Regions from separate parts of the Homo sapiens genome. Here region 2 is linked to region 1. A link is a contact called in ENCODE Hi-C or POLR2A ChIA-PET data. All regions are on one chromosome and are shown on one strand. The core of a region is the stretch at or near the end of the contact, and the rest is flanking DNA. Distances in the headings are between cores, read along the strand shown. Region 1 has its middle 63 kb from the start of CD200R1L. Region 2 overlaps LINC02042 (long intergenic non-protein coding RNA 2042).

The links. A loop is a pair of places that touch in the nucleus more often than their neighbours do. ChIA-PET counts read pairs that join two places held with the same protein, here RNA polymerase II (POLR2A). Pooled maps may share reads with other maps.
Region 2: a pooled map shows a loop between it and region 1 (2.0-fold over the local background). The contact joins two enhancer-like sites. A Hi-C loop is called at or near these places in 1 of 168 maps with a recorded cell type or tissue (naive thymus-derived CD4-positive, alpha-beta T cell) and 5 of 50 pooled maps. POLR2A ChIA-PET finds 5 or more read pairs at or near these places in 3 of 52 experiments (H1, PC-9 and T-cell).

What each region holds. Positions count from the first base shown.
Region 1 is chr3:112,906,609-112,912,188 of GRCh38, forward strand. No RefSeq gene overlaps it. Among named protein-coding and RNA genes, the nearest start is that of CD200R1L, 63 kb to the left of the region's middle. Within about 2 kb of position 1,768, at least 2 of the 41 ENCODE cell types and tissues checked have a DNase peak (open chromatin) inside an H3K27ac peak, as active enhancers do.
Region 2 is chr3:112,742,568-112,747,897 of GRCh38, forward strand. The region is part of intron 1 of LINC02042 (long intergenic non-protein coding RNA 2042); the gene reads right to left. Among named protein-coding and RNA genes, the nearest start is that of LINC02042, 4.1 kb to the right of the region's middle. RefSeq lists an enhancer at 2,180-3,034. Within about 2 kb of position 1,725, at least 2 of the 41 ENCODE cell types and tissues checked have a DNase peak (open chromatin) inside an H3K27ac peak, as active enhancers do.

The DNA.
Region 1 (5,580 bases), core at 518-3,017:
TGTGAGCCAATGTACCCAGCCCAATATGATACATCTTAATTAACACAATGTTATCTATCCTTTCTCCTTTCTTTGCTTCCTGTACTAGATGCAGACAAGTTCAGAGATGAAGGCAGGTATTCAAGTGGAGGATTTTAAAAGAAATTCACTATAAAATTCTGGGAGTTACAGGTACAAGAATTAGTAAGCTAATCATGGTCTTGTTTTTACTCTGACAGCTTTGCTACAGTCACTGCGTTCTCCACAAATGGAACTATGTACAGAATTTATGACAACTAAAGTGAATTTCCTGAGAAATGTAATTTTGGAGAAATTGAAGGATTTATGAAGAGATGATACTAACAGAGGCATAGCAATGTTGCATTTGAACTGATATAACAAGCTGATTATGAAGAGGCATAGTGGAAGAAAATGATATTCAGGGGAATAATAAAAAGTCATCTGTGACCAACTAAGTTGGTCTGAGTTCCACTTTAAATTTATTTCCAGAAATCTTTACTCTCCTGCTCCAATCCTGACTGGTTGCTTCCTATTTCCATTTTATGATTTCTTATTCTGGCACTTTCTTTTGATATTTACCTGGGAAATCTCCTCAGCTGTCTTCTCTATTGAAGCCCATGTTTCCAGAATCCTAGCTTCTTTACTGGTTTTCTCCTTATTTGAGAGTTTACATGCCTGAAATTTTCTTTGAATCTGTAGCATATTCGCAAGGGTCATTCAGTTTCTGCCTTGAAAGTTGCTCAAAATCTTGTCCCAAGAGGTATGTGTGCCTATCTGGGGTATTTGGGGACCTGGACAGGGAATGAGGGCTGGCAGGGATTGGGGGTGTATTTCTCTGGTAAATATATAGATTCCACTTAATCCACCTATTTTCAGCCCCATATCTCCTCTTGAATCTTTCTGTTCCCATTGTCTGTAAGACTAAATTCTTTGTGATTCATGTTCTATAGGGAATAAATCTAAAATCTGAGAATTTGGAAGGGAATGTTGAGACTTTTCAGGGTCTAACCACCTCTTACACAGAATTTCAAACAATTCTCTTAATTCCAGACCTGGGCTTTGCACTCACTTTCTGCAAAACCCAATTCTTGAGCCTTTGCAGCTTGGTTCTGTTTCCTCCTGAAGAAACACGTTCAGCTTCCTCTATTCTCCTGGGTGATCAAGCTTTCCATCCTCCAAAATACGTTAATGTTTCCTAACCCCCTGTGTCTTCTCTCCTGACATTTTGATTCCTTTAGGCCTATATGTTTTAAATATTATTATTGTCATATTAATAGCCATTCAGGAGAGAATAGACACGATACATCTATTCAATTCACCATGTCAAACTAGAAATCTCCATTTTTATTTAAAATCCTGTGGCATTTTTTTATTTTTTTATTAAGAAATGTTTTTTCAAAGATAATTTTGGCAGAAATATAAGTAATTAAGACATTATCTTTCTTTTTTAAAACATAGTGATTAAAATAAAGTAGCATTTTCACTCTTTGAGCTATTTTAAACTGAGCATTTTAAAGGACTAGTGGAAAAGCTCTAGTGGAAAAATATTCTAATGTATTTTTCTAATTATGGTTTCCTCTCTACTTCGCCCAATACCCCTCAGCATCCCCGCAACTTGGCCAACAGACTCACCAGCTATGAAAAAAAATGTGAACAGTATCCCAAAAGCTGAAGCCATCTTCCAAAGGGAGTTATTTCTATTTTTTTTTTCTTATCTTTGCCTCTATGTTTTCTTCCACTGTATAATAGGCCTAGTTATGGTATTTTACTTCTCTTGCTCTGCTCCATTAGCACTGGTGAGAAATCCCCTGCTCTCTTAGATGGTTGTATTTTTGGCTCATGAGCAACTTAAATAGAAGCATTTCCTGTTTGCACAGTTGAGGTGATAATGACTGAATTTTCTGGTTTGTGCTTTTATACATTTACTTATTTCAAGAGAAGCATGTATATTTGACCCAGGATTCAGATCCAATTGTAATTGATTGAGCTATGTCCCAGATACTGTCAGAATGATTCTTATGAGGCATGTATAGTTATATTTATTTTTATAGATAAGGAAGTAGAGATTCGAAAAGGTTAAGAAACTTATCCTAAGTCAATTAATGATACGGTAGAAGAATAACCAGCATAGAAAGAAAGACCTTTTCATAAGTAATTTTCCTTATCTTCTACTGCATTTTGTATGTGTGTCTATGTATATTTTTTGGTATTTTGTTGTGTGGCTTATGAGAGGAGTTACACACAATCTCTCCTTCCAGGGATATGCACTTTAACATAGAAATCACTGAGGCAGAAAGTATTTAAAAGTAACATGCTCAAAAAGATCATAATACAAATAATTCTTCACCTAAATTATTGTATTAGCCTCTTCTACTTCATAATATTTACTTAATATCTCTTTTCATCTCTGTTCAGTTTGTTTTTTTTGGCTAAAGCAATTTAGGATATGCTCTTTCCTTCTGCAAACTCAGGGTTGCTACATGGGTTGCAAAGGTAAAGATAAAGAGTGCTGACCAGTAGGCTGAAGTTTCTGCCCATAAATTCTCCTTACATCTTCCTGACCACACAATAATCCTGCCCTTGGATTTTCCTGTGCGTTCTCCCCACCCACTTCCAGTGGTTCATACTGGTTTCAGTTTGGCTAGACAAAAAGAATGGTTAGTGATAACTTTGTATGAAAAAGATGGATATAATTGTGCACATTTGTTAACTTTCTATACTACAGAGTTATCACCAGGATCAGATTCTTGTCTCCAGATAGATAATTCCTCAACACATTTGAAGGTGAATTTGGGATTTTTAGTGAAATAACAAAGAAATTCTATCCTCTATTTCTTGCCCACCCTCTATTTTGAGTTGATTTTTGTGTAGGCCATAAGATAGGGCCCAATTTTATTCTTTTGCCTAGGGTTATTCAGTTTCCCCAATATCAATTGTCAAAGAGACTGTTCTGTCCCCATTGTGTATTTTTGGAATCCTAGTTGAAGATCAGTTGACTATATATGCATGAATTTATTTCTGGGATCTCTATTCTGTTATGCTGGTCTATAGATGTCTTTATGCCAGTAGCATACTGTTTTAATTACTGTAGCCTGGTAGTATATTTTGATATAAGGAAGTGTAATGCCTCCAAGTTTATTCTTGGCTGTTTAAGGTCTTTTATGGTTTCATATGAATTTTATAATTGATTTTCTATTTCTGTAAAAATGTCATGGAATTTTGATAAGAATTGAATTGAATCTGTAGATCTTTGTAGTGTCTTAGCCTATTTTGCTGCTATGACAAAATACCACAGACTGAGTAATTTGCAAACAAAAGAAATTTATTTCTCACAGCTCTGAAGGCTGAGAACTTCAAGATCAAGGCACCAGTAGACTCAGTGTCTTATGAGTGCTACTATTTGCTTCAAAGACGATGCCTTCTTGCTAAATCCTCTGCAGAGTAAGTATGTTGTGTCTTCACATGACAGAAGGGACAAAGGGGGTCCCTGTCTGCCTCTTTATTAAGTCAGTAGTTCATTCATGAGGGTGAAGCCTTTATAGCTTAATCACTTCTGAGGGGCCCCCCTCTTAATGCTGTTGCATTGAGCATTAAGTTTCAACAAGAATTTTGGAGGGAACACAAACATGAAAACCATAACAGGTAGTATAAACATTGTAACAATATTAAGCCTTCCAATCCATGAACACAGAATGTCTTTCCATTTGTTTGTGTCTTCATTAATTTCTTTCATCAATGTTTTGTAATTTTCAGTGAACAAGTATTTCACTTGCTTAGTTAAGCTTATTCACAAGTATTTTTTGATGCTAATGTAAATAGGATTGTTTTCCTCATTTCCTTTACAGATAGTTTATTAGTATATAGAAATGCAACTGATTTTTGTATGTTGATGAAAATTCATAAATATGTGGAAATTAAATAATGCATTTTCAAACAAGTGGGTCAAAAAAAAATCAAAAGGGGATATAAAAAACACCTGACACAAACAACAATGAAAGTACAGCATACCAAAACTCCTGAGATACAGCAAAAATAGTGGTAAAAGGGAAGTTTATAGCAATGAATGCCTACATTAAAAAGAAGAAAAACCACAAATAAAAAACCTAACTCTATACCACAAGGAACTAGAATAATAAAAACAAATTAAACCCACAGTTATCAGAAGAAGGAAATAATACAGATTACAGCAGAAGGAAACAAGATAGAGAATAAAATAACAATAGAAAAACATCAATGAAACTCAGGTTGGCTTTTTGAAAGACAAAATTGACAAACCTTTAGCTAGACTAAGAAAAAAAGGAGAAAAGACAAATAAATAAATAAAATCAGAAATTAAAGGGGAAACATTCCAACTGTTGCCACAGAAATAAAAAGGTTACAGGAGACTACTGCAAACAATTTTATGCCAACAAGTTAGATAACTTATAAGAAATGGATACATTCTTAGAAACATATCACCTCCCAAGACTCAATCATGAAGAAATAGAAAGACTTATAACTAACAATAAGATTGAAACCAGAATCAGAAAACTCCCAACAAAGAAAGGCCCAGGACCTGATGCCTTCACTGGAAAGATTTACCTAACATCTAATAAATAATTTGTACCAATTGCTCTCAAATTCTTTCAAAATACTCAATAAGAAGGAACACTTTCAAACTCATTTTATGAGGCAAGCATTACCTTGATATCAAAACCAGAACAAGACACCACAAGAAAACAAAACTATAAGCCAATATCCTTGATAAAGATAGATGCAAAAATCTTCAATAAAATACTAACAAACTGGATTCAACAGCACATTAAAAGAATCATATACCATAACCATTTGGGATTTAACCCTGTGGTGCAAGGATGGTTCAACATACAAAAACCAATGTAATATACCAAATTAACAGTATGAAGGGTAAAAAAAAATCTCATGATTATCTCAATGGAGGCAAACAAAATTATTTGATGAAATTCCATGCTCTTTCACAATAAAAAGCTCTCAAGATTTTGTCACCACCAGGCCTGCCTTAAAAGAGCTCCTGAAGGAAGCACTAAACATGGAAAGAACAACCAGTACCAGCCACTGTAAAAACAGGCCAAATTGTAAAGACCATCAAGGCTAGGAAGAAACTGCATCAACTAACGAGCAAAATAACCAGCTAACATCATAATGACAGGACCAAATTCACACATAACAATACTAACCTTAAATGTAAATGGGCTAAATGCTCCAATTAAAAGGCACAGACTGGCAAATTGGATAAAGAGTCAAGACCCATCAGTGTGCTGTATTCAGGAAACACATCTCACGTGCAGAGACACACATAGGCTCAAAATAAAGGAATGGAGGAAGATCTATCAAGCAAATGGAAAACAAAAAAAAGGCAGGGGTTGCAATCCTAGTCTCGGATAAAACAGACGTTAAACCAACAAAGATCAAAAGAGACAAAGACGGCCATTACATAATGGTAAAGGGATCAATTCAACAAGAAGAACTAACTATCCTAAATATATATGCACCCAATACAGCAGCACCCAGATTCATAAAGCAAGTCCTGAGTGACCTACAAAGAGACTTAGACTGCCAGAC
Region 2 (5,330 bases), core at 475-2,974, 160 kb before region 1:
AATGAATAAGAGCTGCCTGGTCCTAAAATATATGTAGTTTTTACCTTCTTATACATGCTGACTACTATGATTAGCATATAATCAATACCCATAATTCTTTCTGGAAGTTTTGTTTACAAATCCATTAAAAAAATATTTATTGAGCAATATATTAGGCATCACCCCACTTTATCTTCAACTAGACAACTCTTCATCCTCTTTTAAAGTCTAAGAAAATATCATTTCCTCTGAGGGGTCTTCCCTAACACTCCTCTCACACAATCACTGACTAATTAGTTTCCCCGTTCTACACTCCTGAGACACAGTGACTTCTCCTATGTAACACTATTATAATTTTAACAAAATAATCAGCTATTATTTATTTAATGTCAATTTCTCCCACAATTGGGTGGAGAGGTTGAACAGGGCTCTTCTCTTTTATTTATGACACATCTTCGCTATCTAGCAAAATGTCTGGCATATAAAATATTCTTTGGATTAGATGAATGAACGAAAGGTTGTGATATAAAGACCAAAGATTCAACAGGTGTTCTGCCAGGACCAGAGACTGTGAAAATGGGCTAGAAGCTGCTGCTCTAAAACCTAGTGTGTATGTGGTTGGGGCAAAGGAGTGGGAAAAGAGTACACCAGGAGGAGAAGCAATATGACACAGAAACTCAGTGAGGAAACTTAGGGAAGACACTAAGGAATATGCTGCTAATTTGCACAGTAGACATATTTATGAAATTTTACTTTTTTGAGAAATTAATCCATTTTCCTCTTGATATACACTATGAATTCTAAGACATGGATGCACACACACATTTAAAAACTGTATTTAAGAGTGCATAGGCCGGGCACGGTGGCTCACACCTGTAATCCCAGCACTTTGGGAGGCCAAGGTGGGCAGATCACAAGGTCAGGAGATGGAGACCATCCTGGCTAACACGGTGAAACCTCATCTCTACTAAAAATACAAAAAAATTAGCCAGGCATGGTAGTGGGTGCCTGTAATCCCAGCTACTTGGGAGGCTGAGGCAGGAGAATGGCGTGAACCCAGGAGGCGAAGCCTGCAGTGAGCTGAGATTGTGCCACTGCACTCCAGCCTGGGCGACACAGCAAGACTCCTTCTCCAAAAAAAAAAAAAAAAAAAAAAGTGCATAAAGATTTTCAGATAAAAGTATCCAAAAATAGCTCTCTCATAGTCATCATCCCATACAATAAGTCAAATACTTTACCAAATGTTCTGCAACACAGAGAACTTAGAAACTTCCTGGAATCAGAGATGTGGGAAAGAAAAAAATCTCTTATTTCTGGAGAAACACTTAGGGCAATTTTTTAAAAAAAGAAATACATTAAAAGAAGCAGTTTTAAGCAAGTGTTTCTTATATCTTTTACTTTCTGATTTCTTTCTGAACCAGATGAAAAGTACCAACTGAGAAGTCTAAGTCTGCTGCTTCAAATTTTCTTACATTTGCAATGAGAAGATGCAGTCTTTTTATGAGTTCTGCCCTCCCTATTGTTTTTGCCTTAGTATTCTCCAGGCTTCATGGATTTAAGCCATGTAATAGCTGGCAGAGCCTTATCGATGACCTGTTCCAGCTTTATCACTTTGCAGTTGAAGAAAACAGAGGGGTGGAGAGAATTGCCTATGCTAGTTGCTGGCAACTAGAACCCAGGCCTCTGTACTCCCTGTCTGTCCAGTATTCTTTCCCTGGACCACACAGTCTCCCAGGATGAGCTGTGTTTGTGTGTGTTTTGGAAAAGGGTGGATGAGAGGATGGGACAATGCCCAAGATTTGAGACTGACCAATCACTTATATGACCATGACCAGCATTAGGCCAAAAGGATCCAGACTCCCATGCATCCTAAGGAGCCAAAGGACATAATAATGTTTTAGCATAGAAATGAGAAGACTTGAAATGCTGCCTGATGTCTGCAAAAGAGCTTCTGACATCCTAAAGGAACTCAGATCTGGAATCACTATCCTAAAAAAACAAAAGTGTCAGGAAAAGCATTTGGAATATTAATTTGTTATTTATTGAATTTGCAGAATTAGGTCTGCATCAAATCAACATTTGGAGAGTATATTTTCCACCATCCTTAAAGTGTATTTTGAGAATATGATCAATAACAGATAAAAGTAATACCAGACAGAAAAATGAATACCTCCCCAGACCTCCTCATCTGTACATCACTCCCATTTCATTAAATAAAGAAGATGATAAGATATAGAAGCCAGATTGGAAAAGAGACAGCCAGGGCCATTTTACCACTTCAATGACATGATAGAAGTCTTGTAAAACATGCAAATGAGTGTAGGCCCACAAAGCATCACCTAATGAAGACGAATGTATGTGAAACCACCTAAGCAAAGGTGGCATATAATGAATGGCAAAACACTGAACCAAGCTCTTCTGTGCTAAGGAGCTGCAGAGAGCTGACTTTCATCTCATTGTGAAGTAAATAGAGAGTTGAGACCTGGCAATGTGCTTGGTCAGCTCACCCCTGGAGCTCAGCACATCTGGGCTCTGACTTTACAAAGAAAAGCAAAGAACAATGTAAACCTCATAGTCTTTTGGCCCAAAAGATCCTTCAACCCGTTCCCAATCTGTCAGGGTGCTAATCTGTTTTGAACATTTGGTCCTTCTTTCCAGAATGTCTTCCCAGAGTAACCCAACCCTTCCTCCAAACTGCCAGTACAGCCTGACTTCTGTGCTTCTCTCAGCTGGAATTCTACTGCACACACATCTGGCTGGTTGGCTTGTTTCCCTGGTAATTTAGAAGCTGCTTGAAAAAATCTGACTTTTAAACATGCCTATTGGTCAGTGGTCTCCAATGCTTTGCCTTGTGAGTGTTCATTTTAAAACTGTGGCTTCCTATACATAATACCTGTGAAAAAATGCTGGTATCTACTGGGCAAGAAGTTATTGTGTTCTCTCTAAACCCTCTCAAAACTATGGCTATCATATAGACTTGGAGGTAGTGAGGCTTGTGGGGAACAGAAGGTAAAAGAGAAAAAGATGCTTTATCATTTAAATGGTCCTAAGAAACTAATTTACACGCTCTGTTTTTAATCTCTCATATAACTATAACCTGTATACAACTAGGCCCAGTCACTCTTGCTTTGAAGCCAGGTGCAACCAAGGGTAACAGTTAAATCGCATCACTCTGACTCAGAAAGCTTTCAAGAATTTACTAGATCTTTGTTGTAATTTCCTTAAAACTTTCTAAACATCCTTTTTAGACATGTTTTCTTCTGCCTAAGTTTTATGTTGCCATCAGCACCTTCCCTCAAATTTTAGCAGATAAAGTCCCTCGACCTAGTTATATATCAAAGAACACGTTGATGGAATGAAGGGGAGCCATGTAAATTATTTCATTGTTTAGCTTAATTAACATTTATTGAGCACCAGCTGTGTACCACTCACTGTTTTAAGCTTCATGGTTACAAAGATAAATAAGACATAAGACACAATCCCTGCTTATTGATGATGAAACAGCAGGGCAGGCAACATCACTGTCTCCATTTTATAGGAAAGAATCTACACTCAGAGGTTAAGGGAGACATACAGCTGGTGGTGGTGACATATGAACTAGACCAAGGACTGCCTGATTTTTGGATTATTACTCTCTAGTGGTGCATCCAAGAGGCTTTTTTTTGTTTTTTGTTTTTTTGGGTTTTTTTTTTTTTCAGATTGAAAGACATGAGGCCGGGCACCAAGGCTTATGCCTGTAATCCCAGCACTTTGGGAGGCTGAGGTGGGTGGATCACTTGAGGTCAGGAGTTGAGACCAGCGTGGCCAACATAGTAATACCCCGTCTCTACTAAAAATACAAAAATTAGCCAGGCGTGGTGGCGGGCGCCTGTAGTCCCAGCTACTTGGGAGACTGAGGCACGAGAATCGCTTGAACCTGGGAGGCAGAAGTTGCAGTGAGCTGAGGCAGCGCCACTGCACATCAGCAGGGGTGACAGAATAAGACTCTGTCTCAAAAAAAGAAAAAAGAAACTAAAAACATGAACTATTTGACAAAAAACCCCCCACAAAACTTATAGTTAGTTAAAAATCATGAACTGTCATAAAAATAATAGTCATAGTCAACTTGGAATTTGAAATGGCTTTCTATATACTATATGAGACAAAGTAGCAAAGAAGCCATGTTTGCCCATTTCCATTTGCTATTATAATTTCACAGAGCCTCTGACTCTATGATGATATGCAGCTCTTTTGAAAGATGTTTTGAAGACAAAACACGGAGAGCACACACCTCCCTCCCACCTCACGTCTTTTGCCTGAGTCACTACATTTCGTAAAAGATAAATGACCCTCATCCTTGCCTTTTCCTGGACATAAGATAATGTCTGACAGAGTTAGTGATTATGCTTCTGTAATCTACAACCAGATGTCTTTTTACACCCAAACTTCGAGGTGATTCTGCTTTAATATAACTTCAGAGCAAGTTTTATGTGATTTCACAAGTACAGAACCCCTACCACATGTACATAAGCTGTAGGCTAAAATATTGTGCTGAAACAGTCTGACAGAACTGCCCTGGGGCTATAGACGGTAGTCTATAGTCCTCAGTAAGACTTCTGAATAAAATTAACTTTAATTCTCTAAAAGCTTGATTTTTTTTTCTTTAGTCAACAGATATATTTACTCAGTTGAGCTTCTATAGCAGTGCTGTCTAATAGAACTTTCTGAAAAAATTGAAATACTCTGTGCCGCCCAGTGGAGTAATCACTAGCCACATGCAACTACTAAGCCCTTGAAATGTGGCTGGTGCAACTGAGAAACTGAATTATTTTATTTTAATAAATTTAAATGTAAAATCTTCACATGACTAGCAGCTGCTGTATTAAACAGCACAGCTCTATAATGTGCAGATAATGCTAACATTGGGGGTGACCAAGGATCACCTCTTACTGAAGGATAATCTTCCCCTTAACAGATAGAAGGGATATTTAACAGATATTTAACGTATTTTAATATTTTGGGGGGGGGGTGCAGGTTCAAGTATGGTTGAAAGAGAAACAGACAAATGTGCTAACAGGCAGCCTTTCATGAAACAAAATAAGTGACAGTGACCATCATTTCACATGCTGGTCACTGGAAGGAGACGGATGATCTATCTGCAGAGACAGGCAGTTATACTTGCAGCGATAGAGAAAATAAGCTTGTGCTTAGAGAAGTCTGTTTCTAAATGAAAGGCTTGGCTATTTTTATCTGTTCAAGCCTAGACATATTACTGAATATTAATAAGCTCTGCGGTCTGAAATGAAGTGGTTAAAGGTGGGAGGGAGAGACATATTTTTCTTCCTTTTAATAAGAGACAAGCAAACCTGAAA